Linked DNA regions of Mus musculus: region 2 is linked to region 1. A link is a loop called in an ENCODE intact Hi-C map of the cell type or tissue named here. Cell type or tissue: gastrocnemius. All regions are shown on one strand.

Region 1 (5,000 bases):
ACTTATAGATCTGCTCCTCTGGAAATCGCATGAACCTTTCGGGGCACCCTTGCCTAGTTCACAGCAGAGTTGTCAACTTTTTAACGCCTTTGTCTTTATTCTCATACTCAGAAAATACAAACTTTATGAGAATAAGGAAATATTAAAATGTGAAATGTTCGCAGAGATGATGGTTTGAATGAAAATGACCTCCCCCCACAGGTTTGTATATTTTAATACTTGATCACCAGTTGGTAGAATTATCTGAGAAGGGTTAAAAGAAAAGAGTGGCCTCATTGGAGGAGCTGTGTCACTTGCTGGCACGCTTTGAGGTTTCAAATAAGTTATGCGAGCCCCATTGCTGTCTCTGAGCCTCCTGCCTGTGGAGGATCAAGCCCGTGAGCTCTCAGCCGTTCTGGTCAACATTCCTTTGCTCCATCATCACAGACTCTTAACCACAAGCTCTGAAACCATGAGGCCAAGTAAATGTTTTGTTTCATAAGCTATCATGTCCATGGTGTTTTGTTGCAGCAACAGAAAAGTAACTAAGACAACAGACATAAAATACCAAAGGGAAAAAAGGTCTTAACTAGCTTCATGAAATATGAGGTCTCCACGTAATCAAACCAAACTTAAGAGTACCTCTGAAAATTGGGTTTGGCATGTCCTCACAGCCAGCTGATGTACACACATAAAATGGACAGCCAATCATGGTCTAAATCGGAGTAGACATTGTACCCCTGCCCTGCCGGAAATCATCACGACAGAGTGGTAGTATGAGCTGTCTGGCTTCCCCAGGAAACACACCGAGCCACCCGCTCTGCTAAGAACGAGTTACCTGGATTGGTCAGCTTCTCCTCCAACTCGGCCTGCGTGGTCACACTCTCAGACTTCGGGGAATGGATGATCAGCACGACAGAACCTGCGCAGCTTAGCAGACAGCCCAACTTGCCCAAGATGTTGAGCTTTTCCTTCAGAAGGTAAGAAGCTAAAATGGACCTTCAATTAAGGAAAAGAAATCATTATAGTTTAAGTCAAACTTGTTTTTACTAGTTGAAGATACTTTATCTAGAAGATTCATACTTTTTTAATAGGTGTATTTTATTTTCATTGTTTTTTTTTTAATGTTTTTATTTGTATTTTAGCACTGGGAATCAAATCCAGGGCCCTGTGTATGCTTTAACACTGAGCACCATGTACATCCTGCCCAGCATTCACTTTTTACAAAGAGAAAAACGAACTTTCCCATTAGATATTTATTGAAGTTTTTTTTTTCAGCACAATTGGGTTTTTATACATTTTCATGTATAACCAATATGTAGATTGTAACATCGTAACTCATATCATGGAATAGTTTTAATTATCATATAGATATAAAATATATGAGAAGAGGAAATTTTATTATTGACCAAAAAATTTCTTCTTTACTTAAAAAAAAAAAACAAATAACACACATAGACACAAAATAAATAAATAAATAAATAAACAAATAAATAAATTCAGAAATGCTAACAGCAACTGAAGTATGGAAGAAGGAATACAGAATGGTTACTTCTCACTAACATTCAAAACTTAAAAGATCTGGCACTATTTCTTCAAATACAGGAAATGTGTAGGTATCAGTGTGTTCATCTCTTTTCCCTTTACAACATCAGCATCCAACCTGAATGGGGAAAAATGGGCTTCCACTAGGTCATTCCTATTGTGCTGTTATTAATACCGAAGATATTCAGAGGACATGACCATCCAAGAACAGGATGCAATGGTTCATGGTTATACTGGATTATTTACTTTGACCAATAGTCCCCAGACAGGATCCACATAGAAACTAAGGCTACAAGCTAATGAAGAAGCAGGAGAAATGTCCCTTATTCTTGCTGAAATGAACTGATAATAGACAGTTGACAGGGGAAAAAAGTACCCAAAATCATCTAGTGTGTATTATCATTTGTATTTTTTAGGGAAACAAAGTTAAACGAGACAGAACGTCACTGTGTAGTCCCGGCTGGCCTCTGCTTTAGTCTCCCATGAGCCACTACACTCAGGCAGTTCACATCATAAATGTCTTGTCAATGGCTGGGCATTAACATAGTTTCCAGCCTGCGATGTTACTGGGAAAGTGAGTCATCAGAAAAGGAAGGCAGAGGTCTAAAGCGAGGCTTCGAAGAGGGAACTGGAACCGTAATAAAATACGGTTCCATACGGGCAGAAGGGAGGGGGCTGCCTTGGGGAATCCAAGCAAACAGCAAGCAGAAAGCGGCCAGGAGAGGGCAGCAGTGGGTAGAGAAAGAACCAAGTGCATGAAAGGTCATAATGAAACCCATCACTCTGGGTCCCAACTAAAAAAATTAATTAAAAATACTTACAAACAAAACCAGAAAAATAAATAAATAAAATTAAGGCTATATGGTTAGAACTTAAACGTTGCCTTCCCAGGGGATGAGAGAGAGGTATGTGGCTGCAGGGCAAGACTGAAGAAGTGGATGAGCAGGGCTCCTCTCAGCCCTGGGAGGAGGTAGCCTTGAGCCACAGTAACTGAGGAACAAAAAAAACTTGTCTTTTGCAGAGAATCAGTTGATTTTTTCAGATGCCCTTAACAGGTGCCTGAGTAAGGTGATGATGCTCGACTCTAGACTCTCTCTCGGTCAGTGGCTCGCCTTTCCTAGTTATTCAATACTGGGAGGGGGTTATTAGTAAGTGTAAATTAAGATTACATCTACTTTGGAAGAAATATACTAAGTGAACTGAGAAATCCTTAACTTGTACTTTGTTAAACAAAGAGAATGGAAGATGACTAGACAGACCAGGGGTAAGAAGGCACAGGTTAGCGACCAGAGTTGGAAGGCTCACCCTGTCAACACACCACACCTGGGGCTATCATTTTCTGAATACCTGCACATAGTTCCCACCTCCTGTCTTATACTACTTTGTGTGAAGTCAACACAGTATACTATACTATACTGTACCTACAGTTTCGCCCTAAAGGAGGCCTAGTCATCCAGTTTGGAAAGTAAACTGCATTGCTGAGATAATATAATGAGAAAACCATGGCAAAAACATGCCTATATCTTAAATCAGGGCTCATATTTTTGACTACTTGATCCCTAGTTGGTGGAACTGTTTGGAAAGGGATTAGGGGTGTGACCTTGCTGGAGGAAGTGTGAGACTGGTGGAGGGCTTTGAGGTTTCAAAAGGCTGGAACCATTTCCAGTGCTGTCTCTGCCCCCTGCTTATGGATCAACCAACAAACTCTGCAGCTGTCCCTTTGCTCTGCCATTGTGGACTCTCACCCTCTGAAACTGTAAGCCAAAGTGAACACTTTTTGCTTTATAAGTTGCCTTGATCAAGGTGCTTTGCCACAGCAATAGAAAAGTAATAAAGGTAGGGGTCTATGTTGCTGCCCAAAGAATCATGAACACAAGGGGGAGGGTCACAGAACAAAAACCAGAGCTAGGTTCACCTGGGACAGCCATCAGACTGTGCCATGGTTGAAAGGGCCTGCCATAAACAAAAGCGGAAAGATAATGAGCCTGGGTCACAAGGCCAGATCACCTCCCACCCCACTGCAAAAGACCAGAATGCAATAGCCACACGTAAAAGTTGGTTATTAAAAAAAGAGTTGGTTATTGATGACTTATAAGTCTTATATACGGAAGTACAAGTTCCTTATCGTACACATAATTTGAGACTTTTTTTTTCCCTATTCTGAATGTTCTTTTCTTGATGGCAGTTTCTGGAACATAGTGTTTAAAATGTTTATTCATGTGTTGTGTATGTGTGTGTACGCGAAAATTCTATAGTCCGCATTATGTTAGAGGTCAGAGGACAACTTAGGGAAGTTTGTTTACTTAATGTGGACTCTAGGAGTGAACGGAGGTCATCCACCAGGTCTGGCAGCAAACCTGATGGCAGTAAAGATATCTCTACCTGCCGAGTCTTCGCACTAGACCACTGGTTATTTTAAATTTATTCTTTTTATCAGTTTCATACAAGATACAATGCACCTTGATTAGGTCTACCCCAACTCCTTCCTGCCACTCACCCTGGACATCCCAATCAAGTCTCCCTCCAACCTTCATTTCTCTGCAGAATAGACATTTTAAGTTTGGTATATAGTTTATTTTTTCTTCATGTGATTCTGGTATCATACTTAAATAGCCCATTCCCTGATTAAAAATTATAGTGACTTAAACTGTTGTTGTTTTTTTTTTCTAGGAGTCTGCCAGTTTTAGCTCTTGGACAGATTTTGAGTTCCTTTTTGTGTGGTGAGATAAAAGCAACAACTTTGAATATTTGCATGCCAATGTCAGCCTGTTTGTTGGCCCCATTTGGTTTCTTTCTCCATTCTGGCAGTGCTGGGGTCAAGCTTAGGAGCTTGCATGTGCTCAGAACAATGCTGAGTCGACGTGGCAAAAGTGGACACACATGAGCTACCGCCCCAGCCCTTCAGCACAGTTTTTAGAAAGCCTAGTCTTTCTTATAGAGTTAGTTCAGTATTTCTGGTAAGAAATAATTGTAAGACTATCAGTGTATCTCTGAAATCCCAATCCTATTTTTATCAATTTGTATACCTGGCCATAATCCAGGTTTTGATTTCTGTAGTGTTTATTTTATTTTATTTAAGATGAGGGCTCACTATGAAGTCCAGTCTCATCTCAATCTTGAAGTCTCCGGGCATCAGCCTTTCAAGTGCTGGGCTTACGGGCACACACCACAGCATGCAGCTTGATTACTGTTTTGTTTTTTAAAGATTTTTTTTTTATGTATATGAGTACAATTATAGCTGTCTTCAGACACACCAGAAGAGGGCACCAGATCCCATTACAGATGGCTGTGAGCCATCATGTGGTTGCTGAGAATTGAACTCAGGACCTCTGGAAGAGCAGTCAGTGCTCTTTACTGCTGAGCCATCTCTCTGGCCCCTGATCACTGGGTTTTGAAAGAAGTCTTGAAATTGGAAAGTGTCATTCTTCCAGCTTTCTTTATATTTTCAAGATTGTTCATCTATTTAAAAATTTCTC
Region 2 (5,000 bases), 120 kb after region 1:
TTGTATCTCTTATGAAATGTCTACCATGTTGTTTGTTGTCTTCCTTCCTGCAGGCCTCTGGAGGAGCCCAAGGTGATCTCGGCTTTCTCAGGAAAGCAGGCTGGGAAGCACGTGGTGCACATAGCATGTGGGAGCACGTACAGTGCGGCCATCACTGCCGAGGGGGAGCTGTACACTTGGGGCCGTGGGAACTACGGCCGCTTGGGCCATGGTATGTCTGCTGTACCTGAGTACAATCACGAGGTAGGAGGAGCTTGCTTCTTTTGAGAGGCATTGAGAATGACAGTTGTTTCTGTTTCAAGGCTCTAGTGAAGATGAGGCCATTCCAATGCTGGTAGCTGGACTCAAAGGTCTAAAGGTCATTGATGTTGCCTGTGGGAGTGGAGATGCTCAAACCCTGGCCGTGACTGAGAACGGTATGTAGAGCTTATGCTGCCCTGGGCAGTTTCTTAGGAATGTAGCCTGGATGAATGAGTTTTGGAGTTGTGTGAACTTCCTTAGGCTGCCCTCCCTGGTTGGGGAGTGCATTGTTTGCTTTCTGGTTGCGTTGATAAAGCACAAAGCCAAGGTAACTTGACGGAGGAAGAGTTATTTTGAGTTATGTTTCCAGAGGATTAAAGTCCATCATGGCTGGGAGGCAAGACAGCTGGAGCAGAAAGATTACATCTTGAATGCAAGCACAAAACAAAGAGAGCAAACTGGACAGAGGTGAAGCTTTTTACTCTCCAAGCCTGCTTGCAGTGATGTGCTTCCAGCAGCAGTCTATACAACCTACCACTTACGCCTCCCCAAGACAACAGCTGAAAACCTAGTGTTCAGGTGCCCAAGGTTATGAGGGACATTTCTTATTCAAACTACCACAGTAGGAGCTCAGTGGCTTCAGCAAAGAGGCCCAAGAATTTCTCAGGATTTGGTTCTGGAAAGCAGGTGGGTGCCTAGGGGCTACCACCTTTCCTAGTGGGTATTTAATTTTCACTAAAAATTACAGCTAAATAATATAACTGACATTCTGAATTGTCAGTATTATCACCCAACATTTAGCCTCATTACAGCCAATCTTTCATAGTCTTTGTATGCTTTACAATCTAATGTATCTTATTAAATCTCTGGTTTTCTCTTTATGTTTTATTAGTGAGTTTGGAATATATATATATATATATATAAAATTTTGTTTTAGTATTGTGAATTTTGATTCCAGGATCTAAGTACTCTATCATTGGAATTTATTTCTGTTTGGCCATAGTTGTATATTTTTGTGTTTATTAGTGAGACAGTATTTTGCTAAGTAGTCCTGAATGTCTCTGAACTCATTTTCCTCTTGACTTAGTCTCCATAGAGCTGGGATCACAAGCGTTTGTTACCATGCATAGCCCATATATGTACGTATGTTTATGTATGTATGTACACATACATATATGTATATACATATACACATATGTGGAGAGGGAGAGAGATATAATGTAGTGGTTCAGATTTGATGGCCAGAAATGCATCCATTTTTACAATGAATTTGTCTGTCTATATTTTGGTGGTCTCATTTCTGTACCGTGTCAGTCGTTGCATCAACTGGGGAATTTCTTAGTCTGTTTTTTCTTAAAGAGGTTGTCTTAGGGTTTTACTTCTGTGAACAGATACTATGGCCAAGACAACTCGTAGACAACATTCAATTGGAGCTGGCTTACAGGTTCACAAGTTCAGTCCATTATCATCAAGGTGGGAGCATGGCAGCATCCAGGCAGGCATGGTGCAGGAGGAGCTGAGAGTTCTACATCTTCATCTGAAGGCTACTAGGACAAGGGCATTAAAGCAATGACTTCACCTACTCCAATAAGGCCACACCCTGGCCCAAGCATATACAAACCATGACAGAGGTTGAATGGCAGGTAGAGAAGTGACTATGGAGAATGTCTTCGGTGCGAGATAAAATCTTTTCAGTAATCCATATGTACCTAGAGCCTACTGTTTATACATAGACATGCTCAGAAGCTCTGTGCTTCTGCTGCTTTTTGAATTCTACAGAGAATAGTCATCTAAAGGACCCTTCATTATTTATAAATGTCCACTACTGAATGAGCCATATTTCACAAAACCCTTAACTAAGATGGGTTTGTTTTGTCTTGTGAGAGAACCTTGCTGTTCTGTCCAGTGGGCCTTGATCTCTGGGGCTCCTACCTTCCTCAGCTTTCTGAGTGCTGGGACAACTGTGTAGGAGCCACAGTTCCTGGCTGTGTTATGCAAGCTGTGCTTGGGTTTTATCCTTGGTATTCTTTGTAAAATTTCTGAGGAAACTTTTATAGTGATAAGATGTTTAGGACTAGGACTAAGGCTATAAATATTGCTCACCTCACACTTGTGCTTTTTTGGCGCAGCTCTTTGAGAGAAACGTTTCTGCTGCATGATTGTGTTGTGCAGTGACTGGTGCAGTGGAAGCACCTGCCTGCCTGTCCCGTCTGCTCTGGGTGATGGGCTCACTGGAAACATTGGCTTAAGTGTAAGCGGTAGGATTTTAGGCAGGACATAGAAAATGCACTGAGGTTTTTTCCCTCATTGATTAGCTAATAGTGTATCCTTTATACTTTTCAGTTCAGATGACGGATTAGCCTGGCCTGATAGCTAGCATTGTGTTGGAATGCTTCCAAATTGGCTTGCTTATGTGTTGTTTCTGGCTGGTTTAGTAGTATGGCATAGTTGGGTCATTATTACAGCCTGTATCACACACAAAGACTAAAGAAAAGGATTATTTTATTTTTCAGAAAAAGTGCATTATTCTTTGGTTTGGATAGTTGAAAGCAGAATGAGAACTGAGTTATTTACAAGCAAACTGAAAGTTTTATTGTTTTCTTTTTTTTTTTCCCCTTCTGGACTTCCTCTTATGGCTTTTTCTACTATGTTACTGACCAGTTTTTTCCCCCGATTTATTGAGGTTTTGCAAATGATTCAGGTCAGTTTTAAAGACCACGTTTGTATTGTATTGTACCCTTTTATGTCATATTTAGTTAAATTACATTGCACTGATATGTGCCATTGGGAAGCCCTGCTTGTTGTGGGGACACCACAGTGCACAGTGCAGGCAGACTGGAGGGTGGTCAGTCAGAGACAGCATTGCCACACACCTCAGTGCTCATGTCTTGTGAGCAGTGTGATTTTGTTCTGTGTTTAGGATTTAGTTGAAGCAGCAGCATCGGTCCCAAAAAGTAAGAGTCAGACCTTTGTTTCCCATTTAATCTAAAAAAATGAAACACCAGCTTTTATTTTTAAAATAATATTTATTTATTTTTATTTTATGAGTATGTATGTTTGCCTTTAAGTATGAATGAGAAGAGAGACAGAGAGAGAGAGAGAAATTGTGTGTGTGTGTGTGTGTGTGTGTTTGTTACCCAAGGAGGGCAGAAGAGAGTGCCAATTCCCTGGAACTGGAATTTAGGATGGCTCTGAGTGCTGAGTGGGAACCAGAGTCCCCTTAAGAGCATCAAGTATTGTCAGCCACTGTACCATCTCTCTAGCTCTTGTTTACATTTGCTAATGTATCAATCTGAAATATACGTTAGATTACATTTAGTCAATAATCTGTGTTGCATTAACTATATATAGGTAAGATTGTTTTATGTGTTTTATGGGTTATATTATTTTCAGTCATTTAAAGCTTCCACCATGATGTGCAATGATTTTTACTTAAATGTTTTTTTAATTTGTGTTTTCTAGGCCAAGTGTGGTCTTGGGGAGATGGCGACTATGGGAAGTTGGGCAGAGGTGGAAGTGATGGCTGCAAAACCCCAAAGCTGATTGAAAAACTTCAAGACTTAGATGTCATCAAAGTGCGCTGTGGAAGTCAGTTTTCTATTGCCTTGACAAAAGATGGCCAAGTTTATTCATGGGGGAAAGGTGACAATCAGAGGCTTGGTCATGGAACAGAAGAACATGTCCGTTATCCCAAACTCTTGGAAGGTTTGCAAGGTGATTGCAGGAGTAAAATTAAACCCTTGTGGATCTATTTTTTAGAAGTTTTCAGATTTCTTTTCTTACCTTATATCCAGTGAATGGAGTGTCGTTAGAAATATCTTGATAGCTGTAAATAATGGAAAATGGCTTATTTATTTTAATAAATGTCCTAAAATTATTCTCATCAAATTTAACTTTTAATTCATTTACTTTGAGACTTAGTGTGCTGTGGTGTTGGAGCTGGAAGTCGGCTTGATTTCTCCCGACTTAGTCTGCTGTGACCTTGTTTTTGGTGGTGAGGTATATGTGCTTGGTTACAGAACTGTGTAATCTGCTTTGAAGATTGAGGAGGAAAGGGAAGTCCAGGAGTAGTTGTGAGTGAGGGTCCTCACTATAGCATAGAGGGTGGGTCCCCTCTGAGAGATCCTCACATAGTCTCAGGCATTCTTGTAAGGAATGGCATGTTTGGAGAAAGAACCATTAAAACCATGGAATTTATAAAGGAAAAACTCTCCTTTTTTCCCCATAATGTTTGGCCTAGTGGGATTGTAGATTGTCTCCATACTGTCCTAAGTGGGTGCTGGTGAAGTACATACGAGCTGACAAGAAATCGAGAAAGGTGAGGTCAGTGAGCCAGCAAGGTTAGTACATGGATGCCCATTGGACCCTTTGGTATTTTATTTAGTTCAGAGTGAAGCGCACTCTTCTTAAGGGGCTAGCTTATTAATTGTTAAGGGAGTAGTCCTTTTGTGGTCTCCTTTAGTTTATTCACAGATCAGGATTTGGCCTGCATTTTGTTTCATGGACTAGTTTAGTGGATCTCTACACTAATTCATTTTCCTCTCTCTGCTTCTTTGCTGAGGGGGTTTGGAAATAGGGCTTTCCAGTTTTTGCCCATGAGTTTTATTTACAGCGTGTTACTACTTTAGTCAGAGGCAGTCTTCTGTGTTCATCGGGTGTTTAATCCCCAGGCTTCTGAGATAAGTGGCAAAATAACACAGTTCACTGTTTGCACAACTCTATTGGAAATCAGTTGGCCTCTAACAGTTTTCTCCATTCAT

The links. A loop is a pair of places that touch in the nucleus more often than their neighbours do. Peaks named below come from ENCODE experiments on the same cell type or tissue, not always from the same donor. Only the 100,000 strongest peaks of a DNase experiment are listed, where the experiment ranks them.
Region 2: it touches region 1 in a loop (3-fold over the local background); 6 of 42 quality-filtered maps call a loop at or near these places.

The regions. Positions count from the first base shown.
Region 1 is chr7:55,984,587-55,989,586 of GRCm38, forward strand. Nipa1 (non imprinted in Prader-Willi/Angelman syndrome 1 homolog (human)) reads right to left here. Exons shown (of 5, transcript NM_153578.3): 4 at 818-978. Among named protein-coding and RNA genes, the nearest start is that of A230056P14Rik, 25 kb to the left of the region's middle. In gastrocnemius, a CTCF peak has its summit at 2,244 (motif pointing right); a DNase peak (open chromatin) is centred at 2,245; H3K4me3 peaks cover 387 bases; H3K27ac peaks cover 390 bases.
Region 2 is chr7:56,100,026-56,105,025 of GRCm38, forward strand. Herc2 (HECT and RLD domain containing E3 ubiquitin protein ligase 2) reads left to right here. Exons shown (of 93, transcript NM_010418.2): 13 at 54-211; 14 at 303-416; 15 at 3,703-3,954. Among named protein-coding and RNA genes, the nearest start is that of Herc2, 52 kb to the left of the region's middle. In gastrocnemius, no CTCF peak of the experiment used is centred here; no DNase peak of the experiment used is centred here.